Regions from separate parts of the Mus musculus genome. Here region 1 is linked to region 2. The links are chromatin loops, found by intact Hi-C in ENCODE. Cell type or tissue: gastrocnemius. All regions are shown on one strand.

What was found. Peaks named below come from ENCODE experiments on the same cell type or tissue, not always from the same donor. Only the 100,000 strongest peaks of a DNase experiment are listed, where the experiment ranks them.
Region 1: a loop joins it to region 2, with 3 times the contacts of the local background. A loop is called at or near these places in 11 of 42 quality-filtered maps.

What each region holds. Positions count from the first base shown.
Region 1 is chr8:78,489,337-78,497,336 of GRCm38, reverse strand. No RefSeq gene overlaps it. Among named protein-coding and RNA genes, the nearest start is that of Rbmxl1, 16 kb to the left of the region's middle. In gastrocnemius, no CTCF peak of the experiment used is centred here; no DNase peak of the experiment used is centred here.
Region 2 is chr8:78,653,168-78,661,167 of GRCm38, reverse strand. All of the region lies in intron 5 of Slc10a7 (solute carrier family 10 (sodium/bile acid cotransporter family), member 7), which reads right to left. Among named protein-coding and RNA genes, the nearest start is that of Gm39203, 17 kb to the left of the region's middle. In gastrocnemius, no CTCF peak of the experiment used is centred here; a DNase peak (open chromatin) is centred at 4,018.

The sequences.
Region 1 (8,000 bases), 160 kb after region 2:
ATGATGGAACTGAGTGCTTGAAATTTTACATATTTAAAGATGATCAGTAGGGTGCCATGTGTGGTGGACACACTTTTAATCCCAGCAACTGGGAGGCAGAGGCAGTTGTATTTCTGTTAGTTCAAAGTCAGCCTGTTCTACACAGTGAGTCCTAGAACTTCGGAGCTACATAGTGTCTCAACAAAACAAAACAAAAAAAGAAAGAAAGAAACAAAGAAACAAAGAAAGAAACAAAGAAACAAAGAAACAAAGAAACGAAGAAAAAAGGAAAAGAAAAAAAAATTAGTTTCCGTTGCATATCATCTCCTCAATTGGCTTATTTGACAATATTTATTCTACATGTTTAGTGTAGACACATCTAAACTATATATTTCAGGTCTCATATTCCTTAGGGTTCACTGTAGACACTACATAAATGTTTCCCATAATGGATGCTGTCAATATGTTTCTATTTTTGAGGAAATATAGTTTATTCTAAGCCAAATATGAGTGACCATGGCTGGGAAATATGGATTTCTATTACCTTGAAGGATGTGCTCTATCTTGGAAGATGTGAAAAGAGACCGAATCTAACCCACTGAATTCTGTTTTGTTTCTGATTTCAACTTTTTGAGTTCTATTGCATTATTCTTCCCTTCAGTTCTAAGGTTCTAAGAACAGTCCTGATTGATACACATATATTATAACAGAATAAAGATAATTTGTTCCTTGCATTTGATCAACACACTGATGGAACACTGGCTACAGCAAAGTCAGGAAATGTTATGTTGCTGCTCTTTAACTTTAGAGTTTATAGAGGCTGGAAGTCTCCTGAGTTTAGCATGTATTCTAAGGGTTTCATTTGATAGTCATGAGAATGCTGAGTCAGCTAGCTAAAAAGGATAAAAGTTGGGACTTAGAAAGATAGTTCCAGGGCTGGAGAGATGGCTCAGTAGTAAGAGCACCGACTGCTCTTCCGAAGGTCCTGAGTTCAAATCCCAGCAACCACATGGTAGCTCACAACCATCTGTAATGAGATCTGACGCCCTCTTCTGGTGCATCTGAAGACAGCTACAGTGTACTTAGATATAATAATAAATAAGTCTTTTTTTAAGAAAAGAAAAAAGAAAATAAGAAAGATAGTTCCAGTGGATAAGAGCACTGACTGTACTTCTAGAGGTCCTGAGTTCAATCCCCTACAACCACATGGTGGCTGTGATGGTTTGTATAGTCTTGGACTAGGGAGTGGCACCATTTGGAAGAGTGACCTTGTTGGAATAGATGTGACCTGGTTGGAGTGGGTGTGTCACTGTGAGTGTGGGCATAAGACCCTCATCCTAGTTGCCTGGAAGTCAGTCTTCCACGAGCAGCCTTTGGATGAAGATGTAGAACTCTCAGCTCCTCCTGCACCATGTCTGCCTGGATGCTGCCATGCTTCCACCTTGATGGTAATGGACTGAACCTCTGAACCTGTAAGCCAGCCCCAATTAAATGTGGTTTTTTCCCCGCCCCTAAATGTTTTTTATAAGACTTGCTTTGGTCATGATGTCTGTTTAAAGCAGTAAAACCCTAACTAATACAGTGGCTCACAACCATCTATTCTGGTGTGTCTGAAGAGAGTGACAGTGCACTCACATACATAAAGTAAATAATACATGGCTACTAAAGGGATAGATATAACCCAAGATCATTTCAGTGGAGAAATCTATAGGACTCAGATGTTGTCTTTGTCAAATTCTTATTAGCCTTAGGCTGGTGGAAATTGGAAGCTTCACATTTAGTGATATATTCAAAAATTATATGTAAATGCCATGAGCATCTTAACTCTGGTGTGACAGTTGATAGCAAATGACTATTAGGAAGGACCAAAGATTGTTCAAGATACTTTCTTATTTGTCAGCTTCCATCTCTCGAAATCATATAGTCTAGTCAGCCAAAGTTAGTCTACAAGATCTTCACTACAGATAGAGCATGCTTCCAGAGAACTTCAGTTCACACCTCCTTTATGATTTTCATTATTTCCCCAATCTTCTGCCTCTTAGTCCCACCAAACTGGGATTTGATTTTAACATAAAGGAGTTGGAGGTATACAAACATTCAAACTATAGCAGTACGTGTGAATTGAAATTCCAAGGGACACAGCAGGCACATAAATCGGAACCTAGTGTATACCTAAATTTTTAAATTTTGGTTATCAGTAATTTTTAGGTGTGAAGTCTGTTGGGATTCAGACCTGGGACAAACAGCCAAGGTGCATATTTAACATACCAGAGTGGATCTGGCCTCCATGTTCTCCCAGCATCCCTCAGTCCCTGCTTGGCATACTCTGTGCTCTACCCTGAACTTCCTAGTCCAGAGGCTGGGCTTCTCCTCCCACAGAAGCGCTTCCCTATATAATCTAGACATATTGGTCTCTCTGCTCTGCTCTCCTCTAGGCATTCTCTCTCTCTCTCTCTCTCTCTCTCTCTCTCTCTCTCTCTCTCTCTCTCTCTCTCTCTCTCTCTCTCTCTCCACTCTCTTTCTGTTCCCCTCCCCTCTCTCTCCCTCTCCATAGCAACTTCCCTGGCCTCCTCCCTTGGGACCAGTGAACCTGCCTACCTAAGAGCAGCTTCCTAATAAATCTGCCTCTGTATACTCTAATCCAGCTCGAATCGGCTCATCTCACCAGCAGAGAAATAACTTATCAAAATCTAACAACTAGTTGTTTCCATAGGCCTCAATTTGGCTTCTTGGGCTCTTATTATTTTCCAAGACTACCAACACTCTTACAGCAACGCACTCCCATACCCTCAGCCAAGAATTAAGGTGTAACAGGCCTGTAATACTATCTACTCAGGCAGGAGGATCACAAATTCAAGAAAAACAAACAAACAAACAAACAAAAAAAAAAAAAAAAACCACGGGCGTGGTAGTGCATGCCTTTAATCCCAGCACTTGGGAGGCAGAGGCAGGCAGATTTCTGAGTTCGAGGCCAGCCTGGTCTACAGAGTGAGTTCCAGGACAGCCAGGGCTACACAGAGAAACCCTGTCTCGAAAACAAACAAACAAAGAAAAGAAAACAAAAACAAAACAAAAAGACAAATTCAAGAACAGCCTAGGCTAGAGAGTTCAGGCCGGGACAAGTTGGTACTAATGTGTATCAAAATAGAAAGTTAAACAGGAGATGTTTCACTAAGTTCTGGGTTGAAGCCCTGATACTGCTGAGAAGAGTTTTAGAATGTATTAACATGGACAATGAACTTTAGAAAGACAAACTCCTCTAGACAAATTAGAAATGCCACCTGCAATGCATAGAAATGCAATGGAGATGGTAGTGTTCAGTTCAGTAACCCATACAGCCTATTTATAGTTGGTAACAATCTGTGAAGATGTTTAGCATGATAATAGCGTACATTTTTCTTTTGAGAAATTATGCTTTTTATATATATTTTTCCGAGACAGGGTTTCTCTATAGTCCTGGTTGTCCTGGAACTCACTTTGTAGACCAGGTTGGCCTTGAACTCAGAAATTCGCCTGCCTCTGCCTCCAAAGTGCTGGGATTAAAGGAGTGCACCACCACGCCTGGCTTGTATTATTTTTAATTATTTGAAATAATTTAAATTTAGCAAAAAAGTTTTATAAGGACATACATAATCTCCAAGCTAACCTATATATAAGAACAACTTTTTGAATAAGGGAATTTTTTTATGCAAATGGATATTGTTAATTCTAAGATTTTACAGTGAAGAAAATGCTGACCTCTTTTTCCGAATCAGCAAGAGAGCAAAGATGAAGCTGTAATGTGATGTGGTGTGGTCATTTGCAGCAGCACACTAGCAACACTTGCTTAATCCAAAAACACTGGAGCTCTCTAATTTCTAAAATAAATGTCAGGTTGCCCACTTCTCTGCATTGCTGAATGCTTTACAGAGATGAATACTATTTTCTTCTTTGATATTGCTTCTCTCTGGAGCAACTCACAGACTAATATTAAGCAGTTATGAAGATTCCAACTCAAATAAAGGGAACCATGTTTTATATTAGACTAGCAATATAACCACTCTTCTGCCCTCTGCTCAGGAATTTAGTCACTTAGTTTCTATTGTACTCGAGTTAGGGAGAGTTATGCATGCTGATTCCCTCCATTCAAATGTGATTACTCCCTCTTCATGTGGGTAGTAACTGGGTTTGTCATTCGGTTAAACCACAGTGGGTAAGCTGTCTCCTTGCAGAAGACTTTCTGCTCTGGTGGTTTGTAGAAGCTCTCCATCTAATAGTTTTTCAGCCTCTTAAGTGGAAATCTGTCTCAGGAAATTAGGGGGGGAAGAAGAGTAGACAGTAGTGGATGATAAGCTATTGGGAGGTGCAGTAAATAATGGAGGGAAATGTAACTGAAAAGAGGGGAATCATTTAGGGCTATTAGGTGACATCCACTTGGATAGAGAGCTATTATACCTGTAAATGTAGAAAAATGATAATGTTGACATCTCTTCATCACACAATCTGTGTCATTAATAAATGATGAAGGCTAGAAAGAGTGAGAGAAATAACGCCAACACTACATAGCAGTGGCACAGAGGCACTTGGGAAAACTAGCTAAGCTGAAAATGAAGGCTCAACTTAGCACCATTATGGAGGGAAAAGAGTTCATGATATGCATGGAAAAAGCATGAACCACATGCTTTTGTTGCTTAAATAGATAACTTTATATTACCAGAGAAAGTCAACGTAGGAGGAACAGAAGAAAACTGGGTCAGGAAATGTTGAGCACTGTTGGAAGTGGTGATGGGGAGGAGGGTATATTTAAACAAACAAACAAACAAACAAAACATTTGCTTTTACTGTAAAGACAAGCTGCCTGCACCACTATAGGCTATAGGCTAGATCAAAGTTATGTACAGAGAAATTGCCCACTTCCTATTCCTGAAAGAAATGGCACTACATTAAAGTTCTCCAGAGGATTTTTATCTTCTCAAAAATTCTCCAGAGTTACTCTATCTGATTGTCCCTGAGATGCTTAACAAGGCTGTAAGTCCAAGCTAAGAAAAAAATAAAGGTCTAAATGGGACAGACAGCCCGTGTCTCTGAGACAGCATCATCTGTGAGGACAGCACCAGGTCAGTGAAGCTCTCCAAGGCTCATTTCAAAGAATAGAGTGGGGTGACTGCTGCATGAACTGCTGCAGTAGGGCAAGCTGCAGAGAGGACAGCTAGTGGCCCACCAGCAAGTGCTTGAGTGCTAGGATGCCTAAGGCCAGCTGGGCATCTGGCTACTAAAGAAGATGGTAATTTCCTTTGTCTAGGTTCCAGCAATGGATACAACCAGGAAAATCTAAGTGACACCCACCTCTCTACTCCATGCTTTTTCCTAAGGCAGGGATGCAGACACAAAGGCTCAAGTCCTTACTACCATCTTCTTGCCAAGCAACAAGATGGGAACAAGCTGAATAGCCATGTGAGTTCGTGTCCAGAAACAAGCCTAATTTGGGCTTTCTATTACTTAGAAACAAGCCTTATCCTATATAAACAAGCTATGAATTCCTAAAAAGTAGATTGTTTTGTTTAAAAGGTGCTCAAAAAAGTGAATTACTAACCCTGGCTAATGTCAGGTTGATTACTTTCAACTCCCACAACCTTAGCATCTTACACTGAGTGCAAATGAGATTATTGGTGATAGATTGTTAACTGGAAGACGAAGAGTGGGATTCATTGTGATTGGCCTCCACACATCATATATGTGCATATGTGGAGGAAGAAAGACTCAGAAATTATTTCTGAAAATAGAAACATACCAGACATCATTGGGTCAGGGTTTGTTGATGGTTTTAACATACCAGGTTTCTGGCTGTTAGTTGACCAGAGGACTCCTGACCCCACAAGACTCTGGATAATGAAACTAAAACTTTTGAATAATGAGGGAGGAAAATAAGCATCATACTTATCTTCAAAAAGGACATCAATTTCTCTTTCCTCTACTCCAAAGAAAATCACCCATATAGATAAGATATAAATAAAACAATCTTTTTTTTAAAGATCTATTTATTATTATACATAAGTACACTGTAGCTGTCTTCAAACACACCAGAAGAGGGCACCAGATCTCATTATGGGTGGTTGTAAGCTAGGATTTGAACTCAGGACCTTCGGAAGAGCAGTCAGTGCTCTCACCCGCTGAGCCATCTCACCAGCCCCAATCTTTTTTTTTTTTTAAGATGTATTTGTTTATTTTGTAAAAGTACATTGTAGCTGTCTTCAGACACACCAAGAGAGGGCATCAGATCTCATTACAGATGGTTGTGAGCCACCATGTGGTTGCTGGGATTTGAACTTGGGAACTCAGTCAGTGCTCTTAACCGCTGAGCCACCTCTCCAGCCCTAAAACAATCTTTTAGTTTAGCAAATTAGAGTGGTCTTTAATTTTTAAGTTTATTATTATAATGAGTGCATACTCATGATGTCTGTGTTTGTTTGTTTTGTGTGCATGCACCATCGAGTACGTGGTGGTCAGAAGATAACTTTGTAGAGTCATTTCTCTCCTTCTGCCTTTATGTGTGTTCCAGGGATCAAACTCAGGTTGCCAGGGAAGCCTGGCATGCTCCTTACACACGGAGCAATGTCTTACCTGGAAAAGGAGCCTGTAGGTGTTCACTGAGAAAGTAAAGGCAATTTGAACTATTCATAGATACAGAATACAGTGTAAACATACTTGGATGAAGCTGATTTGTACCTTCAGATTTAAGATTGGACTAAGAAACTCTACTCTAGGAGGATTTCTAAGGCCGAATCTTCTGGACAGTATTTACATGGCTTGATAAGGAAGTCGGCCAGTTCCTCCTGCCTTCTGTTTTTCATAACCCACGCATGCACACTCCACAGTGGGGAACAATCATGGAGGAGGAGGGTTCCCAGACTGCCCTTTGAGAATAAAATGGGAGGCCAGAACCAAAGTCTTTTGGATAAAGCACCAACACTGACTACACACGAACCCGTTTGGATGCCTTCCTTCCCAAGGCACGGATCGTCCCAGCATGGGAAAGACAGACCTCCCTCCCTCCCTCCCTTTTAACCCATTTTTACTCTTCCACCATACACTCAATAAAATAAAATAAAGAAAAAAGAAACTCTACTGTTGCGGCAAATCTCCTCCCAAATATGCCCCGGCAATGAAAACACAACACAATTAATATGAATATATGCTGTGTGCCTAGCCTGGGCAGATCTACCACTACACTACCATCTTCTCCATCTATGAGACCCCTTAGAACTTGCAGTTTCTCCAGGCCATGTGCTTCTGCTTCGCTCTTCCTCTTCCTCTTCTTCCTCTTCTGCATCCTCTCCCTCTTCCATTTTCTCCTTCCCCCCTCTCTCTCTTCCACTCCACCTTCCCTTTTATCTGCCCAAACTTCAACTCTCCTTTATTTCACAAATTAAGGTGGGAAGCAGGTTTACCGGAAATCACCCAAGTGCTGACTCAGTCCTTGTTCACAACCACACCCTGGAGAACGGAATTAACATCAAATATAATTAGCCCCAGAGCTATCCACAACACTCTGCTAGAATCATTCTTCTGTAATTAGGAGGCATATTAATAAAATGTTAGTTATTGTGTCCTTGCAGCATATTTCTGGAATTCTTTGTACCATCTACTTACTGTCAATATATCAGACCCCCCCCACCCCCGCCTTCCGCCTTCCCCCATCCTTTCTCTCTTTCTTCTCTTCTCTCATATATTACATCCAGTCAACAGGTTCCCCTCCCTCCATTCCTTCCAGTCCCTCCCCACCACCAACCCTCTCCCCAACTCTTTCTCCATTTCTCTTCAGAAAAAAAGCAGGCCTCCCAGGGATATCAACTGAACATGGCCTAACAAGTTATAGTGAGGCCAGGCACAAACCCTCATATCAAGGCTGGAGGAGGTAACCCAGTAAAAGCAGGCAAAAGTGTCAGAGACACCCTCCACATCCACTGTTAGAAGTCTCACATGAACACCAAGCTATACAACTATAATGTATATGCAGAGGACCTAGCTAAGATTCATACAGG
Region 2 (8,000 bases):
GAACTGTAAGGTGAGCCACTGTGTGATGGAATTCACAGCCCTACAAAGCTCAGGTTTTGCAAATACCAGTGTTAAAGGTGGAGGGGTACTCAAAATTTAAACAGTGCCAGCAATAAGCACTGAAGGCTAGAAAGTCAAATCGATACAGGGTTTACAAAAGTCTTAACTCTTTTTTCCCTTTCTCTTTCCTAAGTAGCTCCTCTCGGTGGAAAGTCACAGCACTTCCAGCAGAAGGCACTGACCCTTCTGAAGGGTCGGGGTCATATCAAAGTCTCCTGTAGCTCCTGTGTGTCTAGTAAAGCCTTCTGCCTGCAATACCTAAGAACTCAAGCCATGACGTGATGGCTTTCATTGTCTCCTGAAAAACTCCCCCAAATCCATTTACGCTGCTTTAGTGAGTCACTGTGTGAACACAGTCTACTGACAGCAGGATAGAGATAGTCAGGGTTGATGCTGACATTCAGACAAACGCAAAGAAAACTGAACTGAATGCCTCATGGTATGTTTCATAGAAAAACTTATGAAGAGATTTTGCTATGACAGCGATAGCGATCTCGGTTACTGGTGTCTGAGGTCAGGCCCCACAGTTCTGTATAACAACAGAAAAGGACAGCTCTGCACAGGCTCCTGGGCCCTGTAGATCTAGTCCGCACCTGCCAAGCTCCCCACAAGCCACGGGAGCGGAGTGGCCATGTCTCGGCCAAGGAACCACGCAGATAGCACTTGCTCTCCCCAGTCAGGGGCCTGGCTAAAGGTCCAGTAAGGGGGGAAACACTTTCTTAAACTAACCTCAGACCACTGTGACTGCTGTCTGCCTTCCCTTGTAGCACCTTCCTTCCTCGGGGGCCCTTTTAGCTGACTCCGGTGTGGCTAACTAGAATCCTGGCCTCTTAGCTCTTTCCTCTGGCAATGCGTTCAAAGCAGTGCTGTTGTTAGTGTCGCGAAGTCCTCCCTGTTTCAAAGTTCTTCCTTCCGGGCCAGTTTGGAGCCTTCTTCTAAACATATTCTCACCAACATGCTAAAGTCAGACCCACTGAAGAGAAATGTCCTGAACCTTGGGAATAAGACAGAAAAGGAGCAGCTGTCCTTGTCGTGTGAGGCTGGAGCCCACTGACCAACCCTAGGGCTCAGCTACCTGAACACTCTTAGCTTCCTTGACTCCTGTTTATATCAGTTGGTAGCCTGACTATGACACACACGTATTGTACATAAATGATTTGTCTTATAAAGAAAAAAGGCCCTAAAAGGTTATTGTTTTATTGACCTGTAATAAAAACTAACCATTTCTGTCTGTAATAGAAATGCATGCAGTATGTTTTTCTGGTGGCCTATATAAATATCCATGATTGCCTCAGAAGCCATTTACCATCTGGTGATGCCTTATTATCTGTGTGAGCCAAAGTCCAGCCTATTTATTCCATACATGTGAGGAAATCGTGCTATCAACTTTTTGAAAATTAAACTTTTGCAATACCTTTCCTTAGAGCCTTGAATGTATATTTGTGTAAAAATTAACTTTAAAGTTAGCAGTTATGATCTCTCCAGCTCTCTGCCTTTTACGTCGTGGCTAACAGGTGAAGATGAGTTAAAGGGCTGGGGAAGTCCATCCTTCAGGAACAGGGCTGCAGCAAGCCAGTATGTAACTAGTGGTCTGGCCAACAAGTTCAAAGCACTAAGTGCTAAAAGGGTAGTAAAGGCAGTTCCAAGGATATCTACATTTAAATGAAATGGGCAGGATATGCAGTCAAGGATGGGCATGGCACCACAAATATCAACAACAAAGTATTTCAATGATGCTCTCTAAGGACAAAATAGCCTTCTGTGGAAGTGTGTGTCTGTAAGCACAGCACTCAGATACTGGGGCCAGCCTGGGCTAAATGAGACTCTACCCCCCACCCCCCATCAACAAACCACCTAATCAAACAACAATGACCATGGTTATCACTCAGCCTGAGAGAGAAGCACTAGCTCTGTTAGATGTTGAGGTATATAGTGGCAAACGACACAAACGTATCCCTACCTTCTGAGTCTTCAGAGACCAGAGATAAGCATCTGTAATTATGTGAGGTGCACACAAAACCAGAGTCTCAGAGAGGTCTGAAACGACTCGGGAGGGTCGAGGAGGCAAGAGAGGGAGGAGGAAAAGGAGGAAGAGGAGGAAGAGGAGGAGGAAGAGGAGGAGGAGGAGGGGGGGAGAACCTGTTGAAATTCAAACTGCAGTGGCAGTGTAGTTGGGAGGGATGATGAAATTAAAAACCCAAAGACACAGAACGGTCTCCTGATCAATCCATCACGGCGTTTGGGCTTTGCATCAGAGATGGGAGATTACGGAAAGAGTCTGCAGTCATGAGTGTGGGACAGGAATCTGTATGCTGACAGCTGAGAAGAGATGGAAGCAGAAGATGGAAGGGAAGAGCCCAGCCTGGAGGCCGGTCCCTCCATACTCTAGGCAGAAGCTGCTGTGAGCTAAGGGGAGGGGATTGTAGCGATGGAGACAGAGACAGAAGATGGGAGAAGTCCTTAAAGATGGATGACTGGATCAATTAGCTTCGTGTGGGAGACAGTGACAAGAAGGAAGGGTAATGTCTTAGTTTTCTGAGCTAGGAGGTTCTTGACCAGACAGAAGCCCAGAGAGCCAATTACTCAGCCAAGATGGGCACAGCACAGCCTTAGAGGGAGAACTTTGAGGTTTCAAATGCCTTCCTGCTGCCTGCCTATTGAGATGTAGCTGCTCATTTTCTTTGGAGAAGACAAGTGTGAGTAATATGTGAGGCCTCCAGTGGGGACGCAACAGGTGGCTATCTGGGCCTGATCGTTGCGTCCAGTCAGTGAACACAATTGACTGAGTCCTCAGCACACCGTTGGTTGGCTCCTGCTACAGAGAAGTTAAAGATGCAAACGGAGTACAGGCTGAAGCTTAAAGGAGGCCCAGGAGGAAACTGCTGGATTGAAATGGCCAGGAAGGGAGCAGAGAAGGAAGGGAAGGGGGCAGAGGAGGGAGAGAGGGAGGAAGAAGACAACTCTTTAGGAGCTAAGACTCCTGGGCTAGAGGCAGAGGCTCTGGTCACTCAGCAGAAAGAGCAGCTGACACAGTGCTTGGGTCGTTATCACCCGCAAGTCCAGCGAGCGATGCCGATGGCTGAGGGTTTCAGCGCAGGAAAGAATACTGCTTTCCTAGGGAGCCTGGCTCTGTTGTAATGGGTACAGGGCAGACTAGCCTTTTCTCCTGAGAAGATTCTATTTAAGCAGCCTTACAAAGATCATGAAGAATATGGGGGTGGGCAGTGTCTCTGCTCCAAAAATATACTAAGCCACAAGACAGTGCTGTCTTCCAACAGAGGAAGTGCCCAGCAACTTAGTCAATGTTGAGTTAATTAAGCACATTAGCAAGCTTTCCCATCGCCGTCTTCAAGTACAGTCACAGGGCCAGTAGCCTCCTCACACGAGGAAAGCATAACCAGATAGCCACGTTGTAATGACAAATTACATTACATTCCTCTCTACATTCTGAAGGGAACACTGATCCGTGGGCACAATCACTCAATAAAGTACAATTTTGACCAATGGAACTGATGTCCAAGTCACAATTTCTTCCTTTGATTTTTAAATGGAGTAATCTGCTAAGTGTCCTTTTGAAATCTAGACCCTTGAGAGACTGAAATATGGTCTTAGAACCAGCAACAGTAGGCTATACCCCAGATCTTTTTTTTTTTTTTGAGCCAGGGTTTCTCTGTGTAGCCCTGGCTGTCGTGGAACTCACTCTGTAGACCAGGCTGGCCTCGAACTCACAAAGTCACCTGCCTCTGCCTCCCAAGTGCTGGGATTAAAGGCGTGTGCCACCACGCCCGGCTCCCAGATCTACTATTTCCTAATCTTCCTTTTGGCAAGCTCCCTGGCTAATCTGTAGGTGTGGATATTTAGTCAGTGGATTTAGAGGGAGAACAGACTTTCTAAACACAGGTTGGGCCAGATAATTATCTAATGCTTCCCTGTTGGAATCGCTCCATTTGACTGTTGCACCTGGAAAGCAGCCAGGGACAACAGGTAAACAAACAGGAATGGCCACAGGTGCCCCGGAGGCAAAGGCTGGCAGATCTCTGTGCCTTAGCATTGCTTTGAATCAACAGCTATATTTCACAAAGAGAGAAGAACAACAGGCTACCCTCTGATAACTAGCTTAGTAGACCCAGTCGAATCCCTAGAACACCTGGACACATTTCTTTGTGACTCCTTATCAGCCACGATGTGATTAAGCAATTGTTACTCTTCCACCAGATGGATGTCACATGACTTATAAGTGGGGCATACAATTCCTCCTTCTCTGTCTGCACAACTCCAGCTGCTAATTCATTCCTTGGCTGTCAGAGGTGCGAGTCAGCGGTCACATTCACTTCCCTCTGTTTGGTTTGGTCATCTGTCCAAGCCAGCATGCACAGTCTGCTTCTCTCGGGACAACTTTCCTTTTCTCATATTGACTTCTAGCATATATGACCCAAAGATGACTCTCCTTGCTAAAGATGACGTGGAAAGGAAGGGCCAGTGGGAAGGGAAATAAAAATGCCGAACTGAACAAGCTGAATTTAGGGTCCTAACATTCAGACTTGCACAGTGGATAAAGAACAAACACAAAAAGAAAAAAAGAAAAAAACGTACAATTTCTCTCTTTTTTGTTTGTTTGTTTGGATATGGGATCAAACTTGCTATGTAGCCAAGGCTGGCATTGAACACCTGGTTGTCCTGTGCCCACCTCCTCCTAAGTGCTGGAAGTACAGCTATACGCCACCATGCTTGATTCTCTTTTTACTTTCAAGCTGAATTTACTCGTTCTCTCTGGCTATGAGAACTCACTCTTCTGTACTGAAGAGTTAGCTGCTGACCTGGCCTTTCCCAGGCAGATCAACAGGAACAAGAACAACTGAGGTCCAATCAATCAATGCTCACAGCGTGATGGGTGTGGGTGTTTGCTGTGTTTTCCAGGGAAACTTCATTAAACTTCTGAACATTCACAGATGTAAAACACTGTAAGGAAACTGGAGAAGTGCCCTACTTCTTAAGTAACTCTATGGAATTCCTTATCCATAGGCAGCAGGCCTGGGAAGCAGCAGGAAGAAGTGAAGCGAAGGATTAGTTTCTGAGACAAGACTACAAAGACCTGGGCCTCTGGAGCCAAGGCAAGCAAGATCTTAGCTGCCAAAGTGCATTTTGGCCTGCAGGCCTCCTCTGTGGACACACAGCTGCAACGGGAGGGATTGTAATGTGGCTTTCCAGGGGACAATGAGAACAGTTCTCCATCTCACCCATAGCACAGCAAATACTATAGGCAAACCTGGTTTCTCAATGGCAAGAGGTGGATTCCTTATGACCTGGTGGTTTGCCAAAGCTTGCCTGGCCTGAAAAGCATCTGTAGGAACTTGTGGAGCTTCTTGCTTTAGGAAACACACTGACCACAGCTACTCTTAAAAAGGAAAGCATTTGACTGGTCCAGAGGTTTAGTCCCTTATCATCAGGCTGGGAGGTATGGCCACAAGGAGGCAGACAGTAGTGGGGAGGGGGAAAGGAGCTGAGAGATCTACATCTGAATAGGCAGGCAGCAGGAAGAGGGGCAGACCAGGCCTGGTTTGAGCATTTGAAACCTCAACTTTCACCCCCCCAGGGCTAGGCATCCTCAAACAAAGCCACACCTCCTTGGCAACTAAGCACTCAACACTATGAGCCATATGGGGAACATTTGTACACAAACCACAAGTGGGTAGCAAATACTATCAGGAACCCAAAGGCCAGCATTTACTGAGAAATATTATATAGTAGGAACTGTGCTAAGTGCTTTTCATTTCATACTATTTCATTTAGAATCCAAGACAGTAACCTAATAGTTTGCACAGGAGAAGCAAGAGGCTTACAGAGAGCATGGCTAATGGCTACTGTGGAGGACAAGAGTCACAGTAATGGCTGAAAGGTCAGCACGGAGCTCAAGGAACAGGAGAAAGGGGACAGAAAAAAAAATGAACAAAGGAGAAAAGGACTGTGTACTCACCATGTAAGACAGCAGCGACACAAATCAAATTTCATTCACATATAAGGATAAAACACTCGTACACTGAAGGCCTCCTGTAAAAGGAGTTTGAGTAACTTAACGTACTAAATAACCTCTTACACCACGGGCGTAACACTGGAACTGCATTCCCACTGGCCTAGAGGATTACAATTACGTATATATTTGCTAATCATATCATTGGCATTTACAAAAGAACAGTGCCCGGCTGATGCTAGGCACTTTTTTTTTTTTGCTAGAGCAGTGAATGGATGGATGAATGAATGAATGTGTGTCCACACATGCTTCTCTGAGAGAGCAGCATATCTACCTAATGAGAAGGACACTATCTTAAGTGCTTTAAGACTCTTGTTTGTTTGTTTTTTTCTTTTTGAGACAGGGTTTCTGTATAGCTCTGGCTGTCCTGGAACTCACTTTGTAGACCAGGCTGGCCTCAAACTCAGAAATCCTCCTGCCTCTGCCCCCCAAGTGCTGGGATTAAAGACGTGCGCCACCATGGCTGGCTAAGACTCTCAAATTAGTAATAGTGAGTCAGCTGATATATGTTGACTACTTGCTTAAGTACATATCCTAAGCTACTTTATGCTTTTCATACACATAACTCATGCAGTCCTTAAACACACTTATGACATTGTATTGTCTGACTTTCATTTTCACAGACAAGAAAACAGAAATAGAAAAGAGAATTATACAGAGATTTAAAAGGGCAGGATGGGGTGGAATGGGAAGCCCTGGTCTCGCATCCTGGGTAAGAGTTGTCAGAGGATTTACGGAATGTAGGACATTAGACATGACAGGTACCTCCTTTTACACACCATGAAATTGAGCCCCAAGAAGACCTCTCACCACTACAGGTGTAGTTAGTAGATGCACAAGAACTAGTGGGCAAGGGGACCAATATCCATGCCCGAATCTTCGTTTCTGATGGTGCACATGTGCTCAGGTGGACACACGGAGTAGTCTACATGCAGAAGAGTGGAAGGTCATTTGCCTAAACTTATGATTGCTACACACACACACACACACACACACACACACACACACACACACACGCGCGCGCGCGCGCCAAGCAACAGGAATGGTAGATGGGGGCATTACAATAGACTTGAAACAGAGACTGTTGAAGAGAACTAAATCGTACAATAGGTGCCCTCTCCCGCCTGCCTCTTAAATGAAGCAAAACAAAACAGCCCAGATGCTAACACAGCTAGGGAGGAACATGTCTACAAAGTTCACAAAAGGTAGATGTGTGCAAGGTGGTGGCTATGACAGAGTGATGGCCAACAGGGACAGAGAGAAGGTAATGGGGGAAATGTGGACTCCAGGGATTTAATTCAGGCCTCTGGATGCAAAGGAGACCAAGAAGAGGAAAAGATGAGGAGGAGGAAGAGGAGGAAGAGGAGGAGGAGGAAGTAAATAAAAACAGTCCAGCCTTCTAGATAACTTGAAATTGACTTCTCTTTAAATAATGCTTTGAAAATAATAGTTTAATTAAAACTATTGTTCAGATTTACTCCAAAGTTTTAATATACACAGACAGAAGAGATCTCTGTTCGTGTGAAATGAATGGGCTTGGCAAAGCTACTCTACTGCTTCTGGATGTGTCTAACTGGCAACACACTCTGCTTCCAGTGCTGGGTGCCGATCAACGCTGAACAGAGACAACTGCATGCCATCTGCTTTGTCTCGTGCATCATGCATCTGGTTTACTCCAGTTTTTACAATATTCCTTATCAGAATCACCCCTCCAGCAGAGAAAAGAAACCCACAACGTTTTTACTCTGAGAGGTTCCAGTCCACAGGCGATGAATTAACCAATGCCTCTAAAAAATATCCCCGCCTCCTGTGAGCATCACTGGTCCTGACTCTTCCTCCCTACCCACAACACAAAGGGGAGGGTTCGGGTACCAGGCTGTCTTTTCAAAGTCAGTTTCCTACCTACCTCCCA